2 separate regions of the Homo sapiens genome follow, and region 2 is linked to region 1. A link is a contact called in ENCODE Hi-C or POLR2A ChIA-PET data. All regions are on one chromosome and are shown on one strand. The core of a region is the stretch at or near the end of the contact, and the rest is flanking DNA. Distances in the headings are between cores, read along the strand shown.

Region 1 (3,369 bases), core at 533-3,032:
CACTCCAGCCTGGGCAACAGAGCAAGACTCTCTCTCTCAAAAAAAAAAAAAAAAAAAAAAAAAACGGGTTACTAATGAGAACAATAATTATTTCTTGTTTAGAAATAATAGCGGATATAGCTTGCTAGTAAGTAGTATTCACCCTATCTGTCCCAAAGGCTACGTGTACTATATATTTCCTCCCACCCTCCTCTTTATGACTATTCAGGAAATTTTTGTGGATTAACTGCTGGTGAGGACCCCTGAGCTAGAGGCAGATAAGAATAAACAGTTACGGAGAGAGAATAACAGTAAGATGACCACTTATTGAGCTGTTACCATGTCTCATGCCACTGGGCTAAGCACTTTCTGTGGGTTGTCTGCACAGTAAACACCATTAGGTAAGCAGCATTGTTCTCCCATTTTAGAGATTAGGAAGCTTAGGCATAGACTGAGGATCTTGCCCAAAGACCCACAGCAAATAACTGGTGGAGCTGGGGTTCAAACTTAGGGCTGATTAGGGCAATTTCTACACTATGCTGCTTCCCTTATTTATGCTAGGTATTATACTAGACAGTCTCATACATTTTCTTGTATAATTCTCTCATCAACCTATAAGAAACAATCTCAAATAGATGGAAGTACTTATCCAAGGGCATATGATATCCAAATTGTTTATCCTATTTTGTGTTCTCTCCCATGTTTCAGCCAAGGTCTTTAACAAGCAGAGTGTTTTGTCCAGCAGTGAGGCCCCTTTTCCCACTTCCCAGCACCCACATAAACAGGAATAATGTGCTGGAAATGAAACCAGGTGGCAGAAGCAGCTACACATGCAAGAGAAGCCTGATTGGGTCCACATTAACCAGATGACAGGAGTGAGAGCCTTCACTTACATTTCGGGGACCATCAGTGAGAACTGGGATGGCAGTGAACCTGAAATAAAGATCGTTGAAATAAGACTGGCTTTCCAAGGGAGAGTGTTTTTTTACCATCTTCCCTCTTGTCGGAGAGGATGTGACAATCTTGTTATTTGTAACTTCGAACCAGTGCTCAAAGCCATGAGGAAATTTCTGAAGGAAAGTGTGATTATTTATAGTTTCTGGTACCCACTGTTGACTTCCTTTTTAGAACTTTTTCTTTCAACATCAGCACTAAGTCTATATCATTATAGCATAATAAACTGAGAGAACTAGACTTCACCCATCACATTCAAGGGAGCCAAGTGATTTTACCTTTAGAAGTCAGCCATGCAGTTATTTTTAACTTAACAAAGTAATGTGTGTGTTTTTGCAATATGAAAGAATCTGTGTTTAGAACAAATTTTCCTCATGGAAATTCACAGATATTAACTCTAAACCTTGGTTAAGTCATTTGTTAGTGTTTCCATCTGTAAAAAAACCTATTTCATAAGATTTTTGTAAGGATTAGATTTACACACACAATGTAGCAGAGTGTCAGACACGGAGTAGGCACTCAGTATGTAAGTTATTATCATCATTATATGATTACATCATTGATATTAGTGTTCTCGCATGATATGGGCCTGGGAACCTTCCCTAAATTGATCCCTTAACCCAGGAAAACAAACATTCCAGACACTGCCTGTTTAGCGACCCTGTCTGGCGCTGGCAAGAGATTTCTGTTGCCATGGTGCCTGTCACACACTTCTGTCTTTCTGTTTCAGGTGGTTAGCTCAACCAATGGAGAGCTGAATGTTGATGATCCCACGGGAGCCCACTCCAATGCACCAATCACAGCTCATGCCGAGGTGGAGGTAGTGGAGGAAGCTAAGTACGTACATCTTTCAAGGGGGCTCTTAAGTCATGGGTTGAAAAATCTTTTCTGTCTCTTCCTCTCTGTGTGCTGCTCGTCTCAGACTGGATTTCTCATGCTTGTAACCACAGCTTTCTTCCTTAACTGTTTTAATTTTTGCATGGTACCTTAAGGCTGCTACTGCCCTTCTTTAGCTGTGATTTCGGGGAAGACAGTCACATTTTTCTAGTTCACATGAAAAAGACATAGTGAACCGAAAGAATCATGTTATCAGGGCTACAGTGGATAGTAGCCATGAGCTTCTTGGGGCTGTGGAGCTTCTTGCTCTATATGGGATATAGAGAAAAATCTGCTGTTAAACCATGGGCCATGCTGAATAGCATTCGATTTCTGATTGTGGGCTAGCAACTGGATGTACAATCATGGAACAAGGAGTTCAGGGCCATTTTGTTCACTCTCAAATGATTCTGGCTTCAGAGAGACTAAGTCAGGCAAGAAAAATATTATAGTCTGCATCTGTGAATGAGAGTGTGGGAAAAGAATGGAAGTCATACTCATCTCAGGAGGGTAAGGAGGTTGCCCCACACCCTTTTCTGCTTCTCTTGCATGTGTATGTCTTGCCCCACCCATACCACCAGCCCCTTGGTGCGCTGCATGGTCTGTGTTTAAACTCTTAAAATCTGGGGTGGAAGGTGAGATAACTGCCAATTCTGCTGCAAAAGCAGCATTTCTACCACTTTTTTCCCCATCCCAAATTTAGATCCAGATTTAGACTTCAAGAAGATACCAGGTAGGGAGAGATAGAGACACCATGAGTCAGTAACTGCTGCTATCCCTGATATGGAGGACCTTTCTTGTGAGCCCTTTGAGAACCTTCAGGATATCCCAGGGTCTTGTTTTCTGAAGCAGACAACGTATTTATAGTGATATTGTACCTAAGTAGTCTCATGAGCCCCCAGGTAGCTTAATACAAGCCAGAACACTCTTATACCTCTAAATGTAAGTTAGTGAGATGCCACTGAGACCTGCATTCTTCCACCTTCCAGATGTACTTTGTATTGTTGTCTTTCCTGCCTATTCCCCTGGTCTCCTGCCCATCTTTTTTATTTATTTATTTTTTGAGACAGGGTCTCTCTCTGTTGCCAAAGCTGGAGTGCAGTGGCACGATCATGGCTAACTGCAGCCTCTATTCCCCAAGCTCAAGTGATCCTCCTGCCTCAGTCTCCCAAAGTCATGAAATTACAGGCATGAACCACTGTGCCCAGCCCTGCCAGTCTATTTGATGAACTCATTTTACCTTCAAGAAGTCCTTTCTAGCCAGGTGTGGTGCTTCATGCCTGTAATCTTAGCACTTTGGGAGGCTGAGGCAGGAGGATCACTTGAGTCTAGAGGTTTGAGACCAGCCTGGGCAACATAATGAGACCCCAACTCTATAAAAAAATTAAAAATTAGCTGGGCATGGTGGTATGCACCTGTAGTCCTAGGTACTTGGAAGGTTCAGGCTGCAGTGAGCTATGGTCATGTCACTGTACTCCAATCTGGGTGATAGGTGCGACCCTGTCACACACACACACACAAAAGTTTTTGGCCAGGTGCAGTGGCTCACACGTGTAATCC
Region 2 (3,369 bases), core at 567-3,066, 340 kb before region 1:
CACGTGCTTTGGCCTCCCAAAGTGCTGGGTTTATAGGAGTGAGCCAGCGTACCCAGCCCAGAGGTAATTTTAAAATCAGCTAATGCTATATTTTTAAAGCAAGAAGCTTAAAACTCGCAATTAAATAAGGAAGAGCCAGACAAACATTATCAAGTAAAAAGTTTCCGGAGTAGGGGTTAAGGAGAGAAGAAATTGATATAGTATAAGGGACTGCTGGAACCTGGTGAAAATTTTTAAAATCAGAATCATCCTGAGAGTTGATAAGCTAAGACTGGACTTATTGTTCGGTAGCCTGATTAATTCTGGAAATGGTTCTGAAAGATACAGAAACACATAAGAAGGATAAATGCAATTATAAGGAACCATCCCTAAGATAAGATCAATACAAGATTAAAAATATATATATATTCTTAATAAATGCCCAGTATATAGTGGCACCACAATAAAATCTAAGTTTTCTTTAAAAGTATTATTTGGGTGGGCATGGTGGCTCACACCTGTAATCCAACACTTTGGAGGATTGAGGCAGGAGGATCATTTGAGCTTAAGAGTTTGAGACCAGCCTGGGCGACATGGTGAAACCCCATCTCTACCAAAAATACAAAAATTAGCCGGGTGTGGGTGGTGGCGCATGCCTGTCATCCCAACTACTTGGGAGGCTGTGGCAGGAGAATCTCTTGAACTCAGGAGGCGGAGAGCTTGCAGTGAGACGAGATCGTGCCATTGCACTCCAGCCTGGGCAACAGAGCAAGACTCTGTCTCAAAACAAAGCAAAAACAAACAAAAAAACCCCACCTCTATGAGGTTTCTGCTTAACTCAGCAAGACTGAATAAACGAAAAACAAATACAAATAAATTTTAAAAATTAAAAAATATACTCCAGGGGGGCAGGGGAATGGAAGAGATTAAAGTAGGATTGGCCTGGCCCTTTTCTGCTTCAGGTTATTAGATATAAAACAGGAAGGAGGGTGAAATATGACTAAGGAATAAGAACAATAAGAGATCTGAAAATTTTAGTCAAATATGAAAAAGTCATTGGGGTTTTATTTTCCAACTATCTTCCCTGACTTTTCTCTGGCCTGAATGCCACTTCAGGTTGATAATTTACTACCAACTACAGACAGCCCTACCTAACTTGGTTTCTAAACAAGTCGATCTTTTCTTCTGTGACATGAGGACATTTACCTGCTTAGTTCTTTTTTTTTTTTTTTTTGAGACGGAGTTTCGCCTTTGCTGCCCAAGCTGGAGTGCAATGGCGCGATCTCAGCTCACTGCAACCCCCGCCTCCCAGGTTCGAGCAATTATCCTGCCTCGGCCTCCCGAGTAGCTGGGATTACAGGCGTGTGCCACCACGACCGGCTAATTTTTTGTATTTTTAGTAGAAATGGGGTTTCACCATGTTATCTAGGCTGGTCTCGAACTCCTGACCTCAGGTTATTCGCCTGCCTCGGCCTCCCAAAGTGCTGGGATTACAGATGTGAGCCACTGCGCCCAGCCTTACCTGCTTAGTTCTAAGGAGGTGATTAGATGGTTCAGAGGGGACATTATTTTAAGCCTTTAAGTCTCCTCTATCCTACCCCTCCCCCCTTTAAAAAGAAGATCCATTTCACAAAGGCTGAGGGGCAAATACCAAGAGTTTCCCAAATCAACAAGCTTAAATTTCCATTTCTGGGAGCTTTGCCCTGGCCAAACTGCTTCCCAGGGAGAGGCATATTGTGCTTTTCTTTTTCCCGAGTGATACTATATTGGCCTACACCCAGAGTCATTTTTACTCAGCTTTTCAACATGAAAACTTGTTTGGCCAGTCCTCCAGGGCAATTGCAATGCCTTGTCCAAGAGATGCCACCAGTCCATGCCTAAAAGCACCAAGCCTTCGAATAAGGTATACTATTCACAGCAGTGTCATCTCTAGGCAGTAACAGCAATTTTGAACTATGGGTAAAACACCTCACTGTCAAAGGTAGTACAGTAGTTTTCAAGATACATACAATGCTGTACCCAGACTATAATGAATGTCCCAGGTAGAACATATGAAAACGACTGCTTTTTCCTGGTTATTTTTATTTGAGAAGGAAGGAAGAGCCCTTCCTAAATCTGCATAACTAAATATAATCCCATTTGCTTAAGACAAGACCAACAACAAATGTAAAATGTTATTTCAGAAATAACAACAACAACAAAAAATTAAAGCAGGATTAAAAAATTTTAAAAAAAAGGGTGGGCGCAGTGGCTCACACCTCTAATCCCAGCACTTTGGGAGGCTAAGGCGGAAGGATCACTTGAGACTAGGAGTTTGGGGCCAGCCTCAAGTGTGGGTGAAACCCATCTCTACAAAAAATACAACAACTAGCCAGGTGTGGTGGTGCACACTTGTAATTCCAGCTACTGGGGTGGCTAAGGCAGGAGAATTGCTTGAATCGGGGAGGCAGAGGTTGCAGTGAATCCAGATCGCGCCACTGCACTCTAGCCTGGGATGACAGAGTGAGACTCCGTCTCAAAAAAAAAAAAAAGCATAGTTTAGATAGAATCTAAAGGTGAAAGTGAGAAGAGGCTAGAAGGTGAAAGGTATACCTCAAAGGACCTACCAAAGGCACTGGGCCTAAGAAAGCGAAACTAGGCTCAGAAATATTTATGTTGGTAAGAGGAGAACAGCTCTGCTACATGATAGTTCTTGTTCAATTCAACGATAAGATCTGAGGTTACTATACAGAAATAAAGGGAAGGAATTTGTGGACACTGTGAAGAACATGAAGGTTGGAACTGAAATGTAAATATTACAATAATCATTACATTAAGCTATATTCATTCCATGGACCCAAAGTTTCCACTACATAGAGAATCTGGATCCTAAGATTTGCTCTATTGTCATAAAATACCTTTGTATACTAAATGGATAATATTTAACATTATAAAATCAACTGTATGTAACTGGCAAAAAAAGAAAGAAAGGAACAAAAACCAATTTGAATGGTTTGGGCCTCACAGCTGTTCTGCTTATTGAGCATATGCTCTGGAGGAAGCCAGAGATAGGAGATTTGAACTGGTGGTTTTTTTTTTTTTTTTTGAGGGTCTTGCTCTGCTGCCCAGGCTGGAGTGCAGTGGCATGATCATGGTTCACTGCAGCCTCGACCTCCCGGGCTCAAGTGATCCTTCCGCCTCAGCCTCTCAAGTAGCTGGGACCACAGGCATGTATCAACACACCCAGCTAATTTTTTAGTTTTTTGTACAGACAGGCCCTCCCTATGTTGCTCAGGCTGGTCTTGAACTTCTAAGCTCAAGCAGTCCTCCCACCTTGGCCTCCTGAAGTGCTGGGATTACAGGTGTAAGCCACCTTGCCCAGCCAGCTGGCTGTTCCTTAATCTGGTTTCC

The links. A loop is a pair of places that touch in the nucleus more often than their neighbours do. ChIA-PET counts read pairs that join two places held with the same protein, here RNA polymerase II (POLR2A).
Region 2: a map of right cardiac atrium shows a loop between it and region 1 (4-fold over the local background). The contact joins two enhancer-like sites. A Hi-C loop is called at or near these places in 1 of 168 maps with a recorded cell type or tissue (right cardiac atrium). POLR2A ChIA-PET finds 5 or more read pairs at or near these places in 3 of 52 experiments (activated CD4-positive, alpha-beta T cell, activated CD8-positive, alpha-beta T cell and activated T-cell).

What each region holds. Positions count from the first base shown.
Region 1 is chr15:64,178,749-64,182,117 of GRCh38, reverse strand. It overlaps CSNK1G1 (casein kinase 1 gamma 1), which reads left to right. Exons shown (of 12, transcript NM_022048.5): 11 at 1,664-1,770. Among named protein-coding and RNA genes, the nearest start is that of PPIB, 17 kb to the right of the region's middle. Within about 2 kb of position 1,782, at least 2 of the 41 ENCODE cell types and tissues checked have a DNase peak (open chromatin) inside an H3K27ac peak, as active enhancers do.
Region 2 is chr15:64,513,783-64,517,151 of GRCh38, reverse strand. All of the region lies in intron 2 of ZNF609 (zinc finger protein 609), which reads right to left. Among named protein-coding and RNA genes, the nearest start is that of ZNF609, 55 kb to the right of the region's middle. RefSeq lists an enhancer at 2,621-2,700. Within about 2 kb of position 1,816, at least 4 of the 41 ENCODE cell types and tissues checked have a DNase peak (open chromatin) inside an H3K27ac peak, as active enhancers do.